Linked DNA regions of Homo sapiens: region 2 is linked to region 1. A link is an interaction called in ENCODE POLR2A ChIA-PET data of the cell type or tissue named here. Cell type or tissue: MCF 10A. All regions are shown on one strand.

Region 1 (8,000 bases):
AGATCTGGGTACTTTTTATTGCCTTATTAAAGTCGTCATTCCTTCATTGTTCTCTATTGATAGTGGATCCTTTACCGATGACTTGAGGTGATCAGTTTGGAAAGACCAGGTGTCATGGCTGTGGGGGGGTGAGGGTGAGTGGAATGATAATAAGCCCCCTTCAACTTCCTGTGACTCCCCTCACCTATCCTGGGCTTTCCTGGGAACCTAGAGATCCAGCGCTTTATAGACTTAAAAAAAAAATACCTTTATTGACATATAATTCACATACCATACAATTCTCCTTTTTTTTTGTTTGTTTGTTTGAGACAGGGTCTCTCTCTGTCGCCCAAGCTGGAGTGCAGTGGGACGATCTCGGCTCACTGCAGCTTTGATTTCCTGGCTCAAGCAGTCCTCCCACTGCAGCCTCCCGAGTAGCTGGGACTACAGGTGTGCACTACCACCCCTGGCTAATGTTTATATTTTTTTGTAGAGATGAGGTTTCACTATGTTGCCCAGGCTGGTCTTGAACTCCTGGGCTCAAGCGATCCTCCTGTCTTGGCCTCCCAAAGTGCTGGGATTGCTGGTGTGAGCCACCACTCCTGGGCCCAGTTCTCCATTTAAAGTGAATAGTTTGATGGTTTTTAATATATTTTCACGGAGACCGGGTGTGGTGGCTGACGCCTGTAATCCCAGCACTTTGGGAGGCCGAGGCGGGTGGATCACCTGAGGTCAGGAGTTCCGACCAGCCTGGCCAACATGGTGAAACCCTGTCTCCACTAAAAATACAAAAAATTAGCTGAGTGTGGTGGCGTGTGCCTGTAATCCCAGCTACTCAGCAGGCTGAGGCGGGAGAATTGCTTGAACGTGGGACGTGGAGGTTGCAGTGAGCCAAGATCGTGCCACTGTACTCCAGCCCGGGTGACAGAGCAAGACTGCCTAAAATATATATATATATATATATATTTTTTTTTTTCACAGAGTTGTGCAGCCAACAGCACAATCAGTTGTAGATTTTCATCACCCCCAATAAGAAACTTCATACTCATTAGCAGTCACTTCCCATTCCCCCGTTACCCCTGTGCCTGGCAAGTACCAGTCTACTTTCTGTGCCTGTGGATTTGCTTATGCTAGACATTTCATATAAATGGAATCATACAGTATGTGACCTTTTGGTCTGAGTTCGTTCACTTAGAATAATGTTTTCAAGGCTCATCCACATTCTTGTAGCATAGATCATCAGTACAGACAGTTCCTGACTTATAGTGGTGCGGAAGTGACAGTTCAGTACAAACAGTACTTGGCATTTTGGATTTTTGATCTTTTCTCTGGCTAGCATCAGTATGAGACTCTCTTGGGGTGCCAGGCACCTCCCAGTCAGCCACATGATCACGAGGGTAAACAAACAATCTATACGACCATTCTGTTTTCACTTTCATTATGGTATTCCATAAATTACATGAGAGAGTCAACACTATTATACAATAGGCTTCGCATTAGATGATTTTGCCTAACTCTAAGTGTTCTGAGCACATTTAAGGTAGGCTAGGCTAAGCTATGATGTTCCCTAGGTTATGTATATTCGATGCTTATTTATTTATTTATTCATTTATTCATTCCTCCCTCCTTCCCTTTCTTAATTTCCTTTTTTTTCTTTTTTTTTTGAGATGGAGTCTCACTTTGTCACCCAGGCTGGAGTGCAGTGGCACTATCTCAGCTCACTGCACCCCTCTGCTTCCTGGTTCAAGCGATTCTCCTGCCTCAGCCTCCTGAGTAGCTGGGACTAGAGGTGAGCACCATCACGCCCAGCTAATGTTTTTTTTTTTTTTTTTTTTTTTTTTTTTTTTGAGACGGAGTCTCGCTCTGTCACCAGGCTAGAGTGCAGTGGCACTATCTCGTGTCACTGCAACCTTTGCCTCCCAGGTTCAAGCGATTCTCCTGCCTTAGTCTCCCGAGGAGCTGGGACTACAGGCATGTGCCACCACGCCCAGCTAATTTTTGTATGTTTAGTAGAGACGAGGTTTCACCATGTTGGCCAGGATGGTCTCAATCTCTTGATGTGATCCACCTGCCTCGGCCTCCCAAAGTGTTGGGATTACAGATGAGAGCCACTGTGCCCTGCCATGTATTTTTAGTAGAGACGGGGTTTCACCTGTTGGCCAGGCTGGTCTTGAACTCCTGACCTCAAGTGATCTGCCTCCCTCAGTCTCTCAAAGTGCTGCCTGCCTTACTTTCTGATGGGGTCTCACGATGTTGCCCAGGCTGGAGTGCAATGGTGTCCTCAAGGGATCCTCTGGTGTAGCTGGGACTACAGGAGTGTACCACTATGTCTGGCTTAAATGCATTTGTGTTTTTTTATCTCTCTCTCTCTCATATATATATGTTTTGTAGACCCAGGGGTCTCACTGTGTTGCCTAGGCTGGTCTGGAACTCTTGGGCTCAAGTGATCCTCTGGCCTTAGTCTCCTGAAGTGTTGGGATTACAGGCATGAGCCACTGTGTGTGACCTCATTTTTGACTTCTGGTACTTACATTTTATGGGTTTATCATCTGTAACTCCATCGTGAGTTGAGGAGGGTCTGTAGTTCATTTCCTTTTATGACTGAATAATGCTGCATTGGATGGATATGCTACACTTTGTTTATCTATGTATGTGTTGATGGACGTTTGAGTTGTGTCCACTTTCTGGCTAGTAGGGATAATGCTGCGGTGAGTGTTCATGTCTGAGTTTTTGTGCAGACACGACACATCATTTCTCTTGGGTATAGATTTAGGAGTGAAATTGTGGGGTCATAGGGTAACTATTAACCTTTTGAAGAATATACACATTTAAATTTTTTGTGTTGTCTTTATTTATTTTTTTGAGATAGGGGCTTGCTCTGTTCCCCAGACGGGAGTGCAGTGGCATGATCCTCGCTCACTGCAGCCATGAACTTCTGGGCTCAAGCAATCCTCCCATCTCAGCCTCTTGAGTAGCTGGGACTACCTGTACATGCCACCATGCCTGACTAATTCTTTAATTTTTTGTAGCGACAGAGTCTTGCTATGTTGCCCAGGCTGGTCTCCAACTCATGGGCTCAAGTGATCCTCCTGCCTTGGCCTGCCAACGTACTGGGATTATAGGTGTGATCCACCATGCTTGGAGTCACAGACTTTTAAAGGCACTTGTCTCCCCTCTCTGCTGTCTTGACCCCCACATCTTTCCTACTAGCAACTGCTGTATTTCTGTCCTCTTCTTCAAAGCCAAACTTATTTTTTTTTTGAGATTGAGTCTCACTATATTGCCCAGGCTGGAGTGCAGTGGCACAATTTTGGCTCACTACAACCTCTGCCTCCCGGGTTCAAATGATTCTCATGTCTCAGCCTCCTGAGTAGCTGGGATTATAGGCGCACGTCACCATGCTCGGCTAATTTTTGTATTTTTAGTAGAGACGGGGTTTCACCATGTTGGTCAGGCTGGTCTTGAACTCCTGACCTCGTGATCCGCCTGCCTCAGCCTTCCAAAGTGTATTTTTTACACTTTTTGTATTTTTAGTAGAGACGGGGTTTCACCATGTTGGTCAGGCTGGTCTTGAACTCCTGACCTCATGATCTGCCTGCCTCAGCCTTCCAAAGTGCTGGGATTACAGGCGTGAGCCACCGCGTCCAGCAAGCCAAACTTCTTAGAAGCGTCTGTATTCCTGTCTTTGTCCTGCAAGCTCCAATGTGGCTTCCACCCTGACCTTCCACATTCACATCCCCACTGAGCTTCCTGGAGACTCTGTGTTGCCTTTTCCAGGGGAGGTTTTCCATCCTCATCTGCTGCGCTGTCTCTGCAGTACTGGAGATGCTGATTATTCTTGTGGACACTCTCTCTTCCTTTGCCTTCTTTGCCACCGCAGTGCTGATTTTCCTTCTGTTTCCCTGGCACCTTCTCCTCCTCTCTCTGGCCATTAAATGCTGGAGTTGCTGAAAGCTTGGCCCTGTCCTTGTCTCGCCTAGCACGTTCCTTCTCTGGGTGATCTTACCCACATCTGGAGCTTTATGACTCAGACATTTATGTTTCCAACCTAGATTGCTTCTGAGTCATGGTGCAGAGGGTCAGCTGCCTACCTGACCTCCCTGCCTGTTCATGGGCGTCTCAAACTCAAGATGTCCATGAGAGATTTTACATCTTCACCCCCAGAGATATGGACTCATTCCCCATTCTTCTGTTCTTTGCCCTTTTGTGTCATTTTCTTACAATATCGTATCCTAAATGTCACTCCACTTCAACCAGCCTATCACCATTGAACTACAGTGGCCTCGTAGTTGTTCTCACTATCTCTATCTGCCGCACCCTCCCAGTCTTTTGAAAGGAACATCTTCCTGGCTATCCCTTCCTACTTTAAACTCTTAAGTGTTTCCTCCTTGGCTTTTAGATTCATAATTGCAAAACCCTCCTGTGCTGGCCTCTGCCCATCTTGCTAGTCTCTGTTCTCTCTGTGTTCCATTCTCTCCGTGTTCCGTTCTCTCTGTGTTCCACTTCTCTCCGTGTTCCACTTCTCTCTTCTCCAGCCACACTGACTGTGCAGATCCATCAAAGCCTCAGGGCCTTTGCCCATACCTTGAAGGTCCCCTCCTTGCCTTCCTCTCCTTACTCCCCATCAATTTTAAGGCTCAAAATGAGGATGAGTTCTGCCTTTTGTTTTTGCTCATCCTGTTTTACTACCACCTTGCCTGCTGCTGGTGAGCGTATAATAAATATTTTTTTGAATGAACAAATGATTTAGCTCTATCAGATGGGTAGAACTTCTATCCTAGAGACTGAAGTAAAAGCAGCCTTTCGGCGAGAGAGGATGGCTTTGTTTTCAGCATTAATCCAGTGCCTGGAGATTATTACCCAGCTCAAGTGTCTGTTCTCTGCAAAGCGACTGGTGGCCTGTCTTCCTTTTCCCTCTAGGGACATAGTACTCTTTGAAATGGCCCTTTCCCCCTGGTTTCTTTGCTTTCTGACATATTAGTATAACTTCTAATGGGCGCCTTCTAAAACACAAGTCAGATTGTCCCACTCTCCTTTAAATTTGCAGTGGCTCCTTAAGAACACAGCCTTAAGGGCATGGTGTCTCACGCCTGTAATCCCAGCATTTTGGGAGGCTGAGGCAGGAGGATAGCTTAAGCCCAGGAGTTCAAGACCAGCCTGGGCAAAGTGGCAAGACCCACCCGTTCCTACAAAAAAAAAAAAAAAAAAAAGCAAAAAACCCAGGCATGGTGGCTTGTCTCTGCAGACCCAGCTACTTGGGAGGCTGAGGTGGGAGGATATCTTGAGCCCAGAAGGTGGAGCCTGCAGTGAGCTATGATCTTGCCACTGCACTGCAGGGGTCCTGCAGCATCTGTCTTTCCTGGACAGACTGCACGGCCTTGTGAGAGTCCTGTGATGTGCACCTTGCTGAGACACACTTGGCATTGCCTTCCAGACTGACCTTCGTGAGGACCATCCTCACTGTGTCCATGGAGACCCAAGCCCTCTCTTGGCCTGAACCCTTTATTTACAGTCTCCCACAGAGAAGTTCTTTTAGGTTCCAAAGTCAAAAATCACTCTTCAAAGTACCTTAAATTGCCCACGAAAGTATTCAGCTTTGATCAGAAATTCGTATGCATACTAAAGAGTTAACAATTGCCAGGCTAGACTAAAGGAGTGAAAGGTGAATCCATATTCACATTTCCCTGCATCCGGTGCCTTGAATTCAACTACTCAGTCCCTAGAGGCAAATTGGGATGGGTGGATGATTGTGCAGTGTCCTGCTTGCTTGCCAGGCATGCTTCTTTGTCTTAATATTAAGCTTCTGCAGCTGTGCTGTCCAACACAGTCGCCACTAGCTGTACGTGGCTCTTTAAATTTACATTAACAAGCCAGGCGTGGTGGCTCACGCCTGTAATCCCAGCACTTTGGGAGGGCAAGGTGGGTGGATCACCTGAGGTTGGGAGTTTGAGACCAGCCTGACCAACATGGAGAAACCCCGCCTCTACTAAAAATACAGAATTAGCCAGGCATGGTGGTGCATGCCTGTAATCCCAGCTACTCAGGAGGATGAGGCTGGAGAATCGCTTGAACTCGGGAGGAGGAGGTTGCGGTGAGCTGAGATCACGCCATTGCACTCCAGCCTGGGCAATAAGAGCAAAACTCCATCTCCAAAAAAAAAAATTAGATTTACAAAATAAAATTCATTCCTCAGCTGCCCTGGCCACGTGTCAAGTGTCTGACAGCCACAGGTGATTAGAGGCTGCTGTTATTAGACAGCACTGATAGAGAACAGATCGAGAACATTGCCATCATTCGAGCAAGCTTGATTGGATCACACTGTTCCGTAGCCTTAGTAGATTAATGGATTTGTTGTGCATGCTGTGCTGAATGCTGTAGGTGAAGCTATGTCGCCAGGGGACACAGCACTGAACATGTTCCATGCATGATTATTGAGTTTTAAGTTTTGCTTGGTCATTGCCTCCTGAGCTTGCCTATTCTTTGAAAAGTTGTGCAGAGAACACAGTCCTCTTTCTATCTTTGCAAGTTGGTGTGTTTTGTTCAGGCCCTGCTGAATTCCCTTTTTGCCAGGCCCCTTGGCACCTAGGCCTGACTGGGGTAAAGTTCCACAGGATATGCCAGGGAGCTGGGCGGTCCTCCCTCCAGCCTTCAACATGCTTTACCGTAATTATGCATTTACCTGTGTGTCTCTTCTAGACTGATAGACCAAATAACTCTCACCTCTTTAGACTAACAAGGGACTGGCATTTCATGGTAGTTGCCCATTAAATGTTTTGTGAATGAAGGATCTCTTCCAAGAACTGGAAACTAACTTGGCCAGGCACGGTGGCTCATGCCTGGAATCCCAGCACTTTGGGAGGCCAGTGCATTACCTGAGGTCAGGAGTTCAAGACCAGCCTGGCCAAGATGGTGAAACCCTGTCTCTACTAAAAATACAAAAATTAGCTGGGTGTGGTGGCACGCGCCTGTAATCCCAGCTACTCGGGAGGCTGAGGCAGGAGAATCGCTTGAACCTGGGAGGCAGAGGTTGTAGTGAGCTGAGATCATGCCACTGCACTCCAGCTTGGACAACAGACTCTGTCTCGAAAAAAAAAAGAATTAACTTTTTGTGGGGTGGCAGAGGGGTTAAGGTTTATTGGATTTTCCTTTCAAATGATAAAAATCAGTGTATCTCCTTGACAACAAGCCAAAGTATACAAAGAAAAAGCTAAAAATCTTCTCCTGCCAGGTAACCAGTGATAACAGTTTGGTATGTTTTTGTCTATACCACCCTCTCCATGCTTATAAAAATGTCAAAAAACTTATGCAATACCTATAATGGGGTTGAACTTTCTAGGACCTGGCCATCCTAGCAAAACATCCCTTGTCTCTGATCCCTCTCTTTACCTTATTATCCTTCTCTGCTTCCCCTGTCCTGTTACACCCTTTAAGGGCCTTTCAAGTTTAGATTTAATGATCTAGGGTAGTCATGGTAGCTCATGCCTGTAGTCCCAGCATTTTGGGAGGCCAAGGCAGGAGACTTACTGGAGCCCGGGAGTTCAAGACCAGCCTGGGCAACATAGTGAGACCTCATCTCTGAAATAAAAAAAAATTGCTGAGCTTGGTGGCATGCACCTGTAGCCTCAGCTACGTGGGAGGCTGAGGCCGGAGGATCACTTGAGCCCAGGAGGTCAAGGCTGCAGTGAGCTGTGATTGCACCACTGCACTCCAGGCTGGGCGACGGAGCAAGACCTGTTTCTGGAAAAACAAACAAAAAAACAATAAGTTATAGATTTAATTATCTGAAAGTTAAGAATAATGGAGACCTCGGCAAACAGGGATTCTGGAGTTCTACCCAAAGTGGGCAGGCGGGAGGATTGTTCCATGTGGGAATAGGGGGCCCTATGTGGAGGGATCTTGTGATTTTCTTTTCTTTCCTTTTTGAGTCTTACTCTGCCGCGCAGGCTGAAGTGCAGTGGCACAAACTCTGCTCAGTGCAATCTTTGCCTCCTGGGTTCAAGCAATTCTCCTGCCTCAGCCTC
Region 2 (8,000 bases), 120 kb before region 1:
ATATCTATTGATAGAAAACCACAGTTAACAATCTATACACCATGGATGAAATTAGAAGCAGGTGAATTAAAGCTATCCAGTCATGAACTGCTTTCACTCTTGCTCAGAGTTCATCTTGATGGCTTCCTAATTCCCAGAAGACTGTCAGATGAGGCAGAGAACAATATCTCCCAAAAGTTTTTGTGGTATCTGAAGAAAGTGACTCATTGGAAACTCAAAGTCAGGGCCTGTGCGTTACTTATAATGATAGTTAACTCTTACATAACAGTGACTGCATGCCAACCTCTCTTGTTAGCACTTGACAAATATTAACCCATTTAATTTTTATCAATCTCAGGAAATACGTACAATTATTAAGCCTATTTTACAGATGAGGAAACAAAAGCATAGAGCGTTTAAATGACTCATCCAAGGTCTCACAGCGAGTAAGAGGTGGGGCCGGGATTTGAACGCAGGCAAACAGATTCCATGTCTACATTCTTCATGATGATTTTGACCACCTCCATATTATTTTGGTAATGCATCTCTGGCAGTTTACTGAGTATCAGATAACAGCGAATTGGGGGAAGGTTGGGGAAAGCAGTTAAGATCAGTGTTCATTCTGTGCCAACCTAAAGTATTCCTAGAAATAGCAGATAACTGAGGCCGGGCGCAGTGGCTCACACCTGTAACCCCAGCATTTTCGGAGGCTGAGGCGGGTGGATTACTTGAGGTCAGGAGTTGGAGACCAGCCTGGTCAACATAGTGAAACCCTCATCTTTACTAAAAATACAAAAATTAGCTGGGTGTGGTGGCCGGTGCCTGCAGTCCCAGCTACTCGGGAGGCTGAGGCAGGAGAATCACTGGAACCTGGGAGGCGGAGGTTGCAGTGAGCTGAGATCGCACCACTGCACTCCAGCCTGGGGGACTAAGCGAGACTCTGTCTCAAAAAAAAAAAAAAGAAAAGAAATAACAGAAAATTTACATTATGTGTCTCCCCTAGGAAAGCTATAATAAAATAGCCACCATTTAGGAAACTGCTGCTGTGAATAAGCTGCTGTGCTCACAGAAAAATACACTATGATAATCTCAGTTGCATCAATAAATATTCTATGTACCAGGCTCTATTCTAGATACTGAGGATACAGCCCTGAAAAGACCAACATGATTTAAACCCACGTGGAGCTTCTTGGGACCTACATTAACCACATAGTGGGGCAGAAGAGACGCTGCACACGTCTAGAGCTTATACCTTGAAAAACTTTGCAGCTTCCATTTTCACTCTTTTGGAACTCTGCCCCAAGACCACCACACCAGAAGAAACTCTGAAAGAAAACCCACAGAATGAGAGAGACTTAGCCACCTGGCTGTCCCGGCTGAGCCTTCAGCCACGTGCAGCTTCATGAGCAAACCCAGGTGAGACCAACAGAAGGGCCATGCAACCACCCAAAGACTCATAAGAAATAATAGGCCAGGCCCAGCGGCTGACGCCAGGAATCCCAGCACTTTTGGAGGCTGAGATGGGCAGATCCCTTGAGTCCAGGCCTGTAATCCCAGCACTTTGGCAGGTCGAGGCAGGCAGATCACTTGAGGTCAGGAGTTTAAGACCAGCCTGGCTAACAAGGTGAAAGCTCGTCTCTAATAAAAATACAAAAATTAGCCAGGCATGATGCTGCATGCCTGTTATCTCGGCTCCTTGGGAGGCTGAGGCAGGAAAGTCACTTGAACCTGGGAGGCGGAGGTTGCAGGGAGCTGAGATGGTGCCACTGCACTCCAGCCTGGGTGACAGAACAAGATGCCATCTCAGGGGTTGGGGGGAGATCCCTTGAATCCAGGAGTTGAAGACAGCCTGAGCAACATGGTGAAACCCCGCCTCTACAAAAAATTAGTCAGGCATGGTGGTACAGGCCTGTAGCCCCAGCTACTCGGGAGGCTAAGGTGGGAGGATCACTTGAGACTGGGAAGTGGAGGTTGCAGTGAGTTGAGATCACACCACTGCCCTCCAGCCTGGGTGACAGACACCCCATCTCAAAAAATAAATAAATAAATAGTGGACATTTATTGTATCAAACAAATTCCCAATACATCATTCAGTGTCCAACTTGGGGTGGGGGTGTGTTTTTTTGGGGGGAACCTAATTTATCTCAGATCATAGAGATTCAAACCAAGATCAGAAGAGCTGGTGGTTGGTTGTTGTTTCTGAAAACTCATAGCTAGACCCTCAAAAGTTAATAAATGCAACAGGATTTAAAACTCAGCTTTGTTTGTCTTGGTGTGTTACGAAAGAACACAAGAAAAAAATTGCATTTCACCACTCCTGTGGCTTAAGAAGAAAGCGACCAAACAAGTCAATTAACCTGTAAGTGAGGGCCCAGTCATGTGGTGGAGAGACTCTCCTGCCGCACACAATCACTTACAGAGGAGCGGAGTCAATAACAGCCAAAGATTTCACCTGATAATTGTCAAAATGTTTAAATACACCATTACAGTGTGCAAACAGGACTTTATCTTCAGCTCCAAGCACATCAAAACCACTGGTTTAATTCCAGCAGCTTATGCTTTCAAAGGAGTATTGAGTGAAGGCATACAGGGATGGGCTGAAATCCACACCTTCCCCCAGGCAGATCAACAAACCTTTTCGCTGGGCTGAGTCCAGCTTCTGAACTTTTGTACAAAATCTCTAACACCCACTGTCACAAAAAACTGAAGACCTGTCTTAGGACCAGGGATGGATCCAGGTTTTGTGGTACCTGAAGCTTAGACAATTTGGGGGAGCCTTCTTTAAAACAAATACAAAATTTAAGTACAAAATTAGGTATAAAAGTGAATGTTTAGGCCAGGTGTAGTGGCTCATGCCTATAATCCCAGAACTTTGGGAGGCCGAGGTGGAAAGACTGCTTGAGGCCAGGGGTTCGAGATTAGCCTGGGCAACATGTGAGACCCTGTCTCTACAAAAGATTTTTTAAAATTAGCCAGGTGTGGTGGCATGTGCCTATAGTCCTAGCTACTCGGGAGCTGAGGCAGGAGGATTGCTTGAGCCCAGAAGGTTGACACTGCAGGGAGCCGTGATTGCACCACTGCATTCCAGCTTGGGAGACAGAGCGAGTCCCTGTTTCCTGTTTCAAAAACATAAATAAAAAAGAAGAAGAAGAAAGAAAAGTAGAAGAAGAAGAAGGAAGAAGAAGGAGGAGGAGGAGAGGAAGAGGAGGAGGAGAAGGAAAAAGGTGAATATTTAAAGTGAGAACAGGGCCAGATGCAGTGGCTCACACCTGTCATCCCAGCACTTGGGGAGGCCGAAGCAGGCAGATAGCTTGAGCTCAGGAGTTCGAGACCAGCCTGGCCAACATGGTAAAACCCTGTCTCTACTAAAAATATACACACACAAAAAATTTAGCCAAGTGTGGCGGTGTGCACCTGTAGTCCCAGCTACTTATGGGGGGCTGCGGTGGGAGGATCACTTGAGCCCGGTAGGTTGAGGCTGCAGTGAGCCAAGATCATGCTACTGGACTCCAGCCTGAGTGACAAAGTGAGATCCTGTCTCAAAAAAATAAATAAAATAAAATGAGAAATCACAAAAAAGTCATGGGGCTGTGTTAGCCAGACTCCAAAATGCCCTCCAGTGATCCAATGATCCTTTGCCTCCTGGTGTGCCCACCTTGTGCAGTGCCCTCCTCTATTGCACCAGGGTGGTCTGTGTGACCCGTAAAATTAGGCAGAAGTGATGGTGCATCATGACAATACTGCTTCTGTCTTGGTTCTTTCTCTCTCTCTCTCTTTTTTTTTTTTTTTTTTTTTGAGATGGAGTCTCACTCTGTTGCCCAGACTGAAGTGCAGTGGCACCATCTTGGCTCACTGCAACCTCTACCTTCTAGGTTCAAGTGCTTCTCGTGCCTCAGCCTCCTGGGTAGCTGTGATTACAGCGTGCACCACCACACCTGGCTAATTTTTGTATTTTTAGTAGAGATGGGGTTCACCATGTTGGCCAGGGTGGTCTCAAACTCTTGACCTCCAGTGATCTGCTCGCTTCAGCCTCCCAAAGTGCTGGGATTACAGTTGTGAGCCACCACACCCAGCCCCTCTCTCTTTCTTAAAACTTCTCTCTTGGTTTCTCTCTCTCTCTCACTTAGTGAGGGAGCCAGCTTCCATGTCATGAGGGACTGAAACCTTCTGACCACAACCACATGAACAAGCTCAGAAACAAATCATCTGGCCCCAAAGAGGCTTCCAGCCTCTGCAGCCCAGCCAACAGCATGACTGTAAACAGGGCAGATACCCTGAGGCAGAACCACCCAGCAAAGCCACTCCTGGATTCCTGACCCACAGAAACTGTGAGATAAATGTTTTATTGGTTTAAGCTGCTAAATTTTGAAGCAATTTGTTACACAGCAATAGATAGCTAATACAGAGGCCTTCAGAGACTCATGTTCCTGTCTTCTGGGATGGTTTTAGGTCATTATTTATTTACTTACTTACTTATTTTTCTAGACGGGGTCTTGCTCTGTCTCCCAGGCTGGAATGCAGTGACTCAATCATGGCTCACTGCAGCCTCCTGAGCCTCCCGGGCTCAGGAGATCCTCCCACCCCAGTTTCCTGGGCAGCTGGGACTACAGGCGTGTGCCACTGAGCCCAGCTTTAAGTAATTTTCCAGAAGCGTTCACATACAAATGCTTTCTCTTTGCAGCCTGGATTCCATCCCCACTGAAAACTCCTTCCAATGCCCAGCACTACTGAATCTCTGCTTCCTAAAGGTGTGTGGAACACTGAGTAGGAACTCAAGCTATATTTGCTGAATACATGGATATACAAGAGCCTTGCAAGAGCAATATTTCATCCTTATTTTATAGATCAGGAAATGGAAACTCAGAGACATTAAGTAACTAGCTTAAGATCACACAGCTAGAGACCGACTAAGTCTTAATTCCTCAATGGAAAGTTTTTAGAACCTGTAGTGTCAATTTCTTTGATGCTTTCCATAGTACCAAGTACATACTAAATGCTTAATGCAGATTGACTGAAAGAGTTAATGGTGTGAGATGGGTGTGGTGGCTCACACCTGTAATCCCAGCACTTTGAGAGATTGGGTGGTTGGATGGCTTGAGCCTAGGAGTTCAAGAACAGCCTGGGCAACATACTAAGACCCCGTTTCTGCTAAATGATGTGGTGGCTTACGCTGCACCTATGGTCCCAGCTACTTGGGAGGCTGAGGTGGGAGGATCACTTAAGCCAGGTAGGTCAAGGCTGAGGTTAGCTGTGATCGTGCCACTCACCTCTAGCCTGAGTAACAGAGTGAGACCCTGTCTCTAAAAAAAAAAAAAAAAAAAAAAGTTAAGTTAATGGCATAGCAGGTCTTTATCTAGTTAGGTAAATGTCTCTTTAATATAGAAACAAGAGGCCGGGCATGGTGGCTCAAGCCTGTAATCCCAGCACCTTGGGAGGCCAAGGCGGGCGGATCACTTGAGGCCAGGAGTTGGAGACCAGCCTGGCCAACATGGCAAAACCCTGTCTCTACTAAAAATAAAAAAAATTAGCCAAGCATAATGGCACGCATCTGTAGTCCCAGCTGCTTGGGAGGCTGAGGCAGGAGAATTGCTTGAACCCAGGAGGTGGAGGTTGCAGTGAGCCAAGATCGCACCACTGCACTCCAGCCTGGGTGACAAAGCAAGACTCCGTCTCAGAAAAAAAAATAATAAAAAAAAAATATACACACATATATATACACATATATACATATATATATATAAAAACAGGAACCATGGTGGGGTGGTGGCGGGGGCAGAGAAAACAATGTGTTATTATACTTTCTTCCTCACAAACAGTAATGGAGCAGTGGCAGTATTTTATGAAAAAAAACGGACAAAACCACTTCAAAAGTGTCCAGACACTAAAATTTAAAATAATAAAGGGTTTGTATTTCGTTTCATGAACAATATTAAAAAGTTAATTTTGTTGGTTTTAAAAGCCTATGTAAAACCAATTAATTTGTGGTTCATGTCCCCCTCTTTTGAACAGTAACAACATCTCCAGATTGACGCACACAGTTAGGGGTCTAACCACCCAAGAGTAATCATGGGCAATCCTGGGATGGCACTTTCTTCCCTTCAAGTGGTCACTGGAGTTGGCCAAGGTCAAAAGTTAACCAAGTGTTCCAGCAGCCTGGGGGTTGTGGTGAATTACGTGAGTGCCCTGCTTTCCTTTGAACCCTCCGATTCTCTGCAATTGCAATAATTTAGGGGTGCGGATATTCTAATTAGGCCATGTGAAATTTAATTTCATAGTGGTGAAATTTGCAAGGTCTTCTAAATGTGCACGGAATAAACATGGAGCCTTTGAAAATTCATGGACTTGTTGGCTGAGTTGTTATTCACAAAAGTCTCTTCAACTCCAAGCACAAAGTCTGGGACATATTAGGTGGTCAATAAATTAATAAAGCTGACGTGAATGGGAGTTAATTGGACATCTAAATGAGAATGGATCACTCAGTATTTCCACAAATTCCATCTCTTTTATCAACAAGGCCTCTGGACTCTGTGCTGTCTGATCACAAGGATTTCATTCTCCTCTTTGCCTAGGAGAGTCAATATCTATTGATTTAACCTCTGAATATCTGTTCCCCTCTTCTCTGGAAACAAGTCCTTAATTTCTTTCTAGGATTCTATCCCTCCCATCCCTAATCCGTGTGTTTTTTTTGTTTCGGTTTGGTTTTGAAGACAGGGTCTAGCTCTTCCGCCCAGGCAGGAGTGCAGTGGCACAATCATAGTTCACTGCAGCCTTGAACTACCCAGTTCAAGCAATCCTCCCCCCTCAGCTTCCTGAGTAGCTGGGACTACAGGCACATGCCACCACACCTGGTTAATTAATTTATTTTTATTTTTTCTTTTTTAGAAACAGGGTCTTACTATGTTGCCCAAGCTGGTCTCAAACTCCTGGGCTCAAACAGTCTGCTTGGCTCAGCCTCCCAAAGTGTTGAGATTACCGGCATGAGCCACCAAACCTGGCCTCCATGTGTTTTGGAGGGCTGATTCCACTCCTGGCTCCAGAGATGAGCATGCACCTGAACATGACTAACCAGTGTGCTCAATTCCTCTGGCCACATTCATTAGAACAGAGAGAGTCATATGACCTAAGTTGATCCATTCAGGGCCAATCCCCCTCTCCTTTTAAAAAGTAGACTATAGGCAAGGCACAGGGGCTCACGCCTATAATCCCAGCATTTCGGGAGGCTGAGGTGGGTGGATCACCTGAGGTCAGGAGTTCGAGACCAGCCTGGCCAACGTGGCAAAACCCCATCTCTACTAAAAGTACAAATAAATTAGCCGGGCGTGGGGGTGGGTGCCTGTAATCCCAGCTACTCAGGAGGCTGAGGCAGGAGAATCACTTGAACCCAGGAGGTAGAGGTTGCAATGAGCCGAGCTTGTGCCACTGTACTCCAGCCTGGGCAACAAGAGCAAAACTCTGTCTCAAAAAATAAATTAATTAATTAAAATTAAAATTTAAGCTGGGCGCGGTGGCTCACGTCTGTAATCCCAGCGCTTTGGGAGGCCGAGGCAGGCAGATCACAAGGTCAGGAGATCAAGACCATCCTGGCTAACATGGTGAAACCCCGTCTCTACTAAAAATACAAAAAATTAGCCGGGCATAGTGGCTGGCACCTGTGGTCCCGGCTACTCGGGAGGCTGAGGCAGGAGAATGGTGTGAACCCGGGAGGCGGAGCTTGCAGTGAGCTGAGATCGCACCACTGCCCTCCAGCCTGGGCAACAGAGTGAGACTCCGTCTCAAAAAAAATAAAATAAAAATAAAAATAATTAAATTTAAAAATAGACTATAATATACAGCAGTTTTAGAGTGACAGCAAAATTGAAGGCAAAACACAGAGCTGGTTGTGCATGGTGGCTCATGCCTATAATTGCAACACTTTTGGAGACCAGGTAAAAGGATCTTTGGGAGCCAGGAGTTCAAGACCAGCCTGGGCAACATGGGGATGCCCTGCCTCTAAAAAATAGAAAAATTAGATGAGCGTGGTG

Evidence for each region. ChIA-PET counts read pairs that join two places held together with the same protein. Peaks named below come from ENCODE experiments on the same cell type or tissue, not always from the same donor. Only the 100,000 strongest peaks of a DNase experiment are listed, where the experiment ranks them.
Region 2: POLR2A ChIA-PET joins it to region 1 with 7 read pairs; 5 of 35 experiments call an interaction of 5 or more read pairs at or near these places.

What each region holds. Positions count from the first base shown.
Region 1 is chr20:47,327,551-47,335,550 of GRCh38, reverse strand. The region is part of intron 2 of ZMYND8 (zinc finger MYND-type containing 8); the gene reads left to right. Among named protein-coding and RNA genes, the nearest start is that of ZMYND8, 25 kb to the left of the region's middle. RefSeq lists enhancers at 3,807-4,307, 5,895-6,542. In MCF 10A, no CTCF peak of the experiment used is centred here; DNase peaks (open chromatin) are centred at 1,270 and 4,000.
Region 2 is chr20:47,449,804-47,457,803 of GRCh38, reverse strand. No RefSeq gene overlaps it. Among named protein-coding and RNA genes, the nearest start is that of LINC01754, 42 kb to the right of the region's middle. RefSeq lists an enhancer at 3,747-3,956 and silencers at 4,173-4,373, 4,452-4,652. In MCF 10A, no CTCF peak of the experiment used is centred here; DNase peaks (open chromatin) are centred at 193, 2,343, 4,203, 4,523 and 1 weaker place.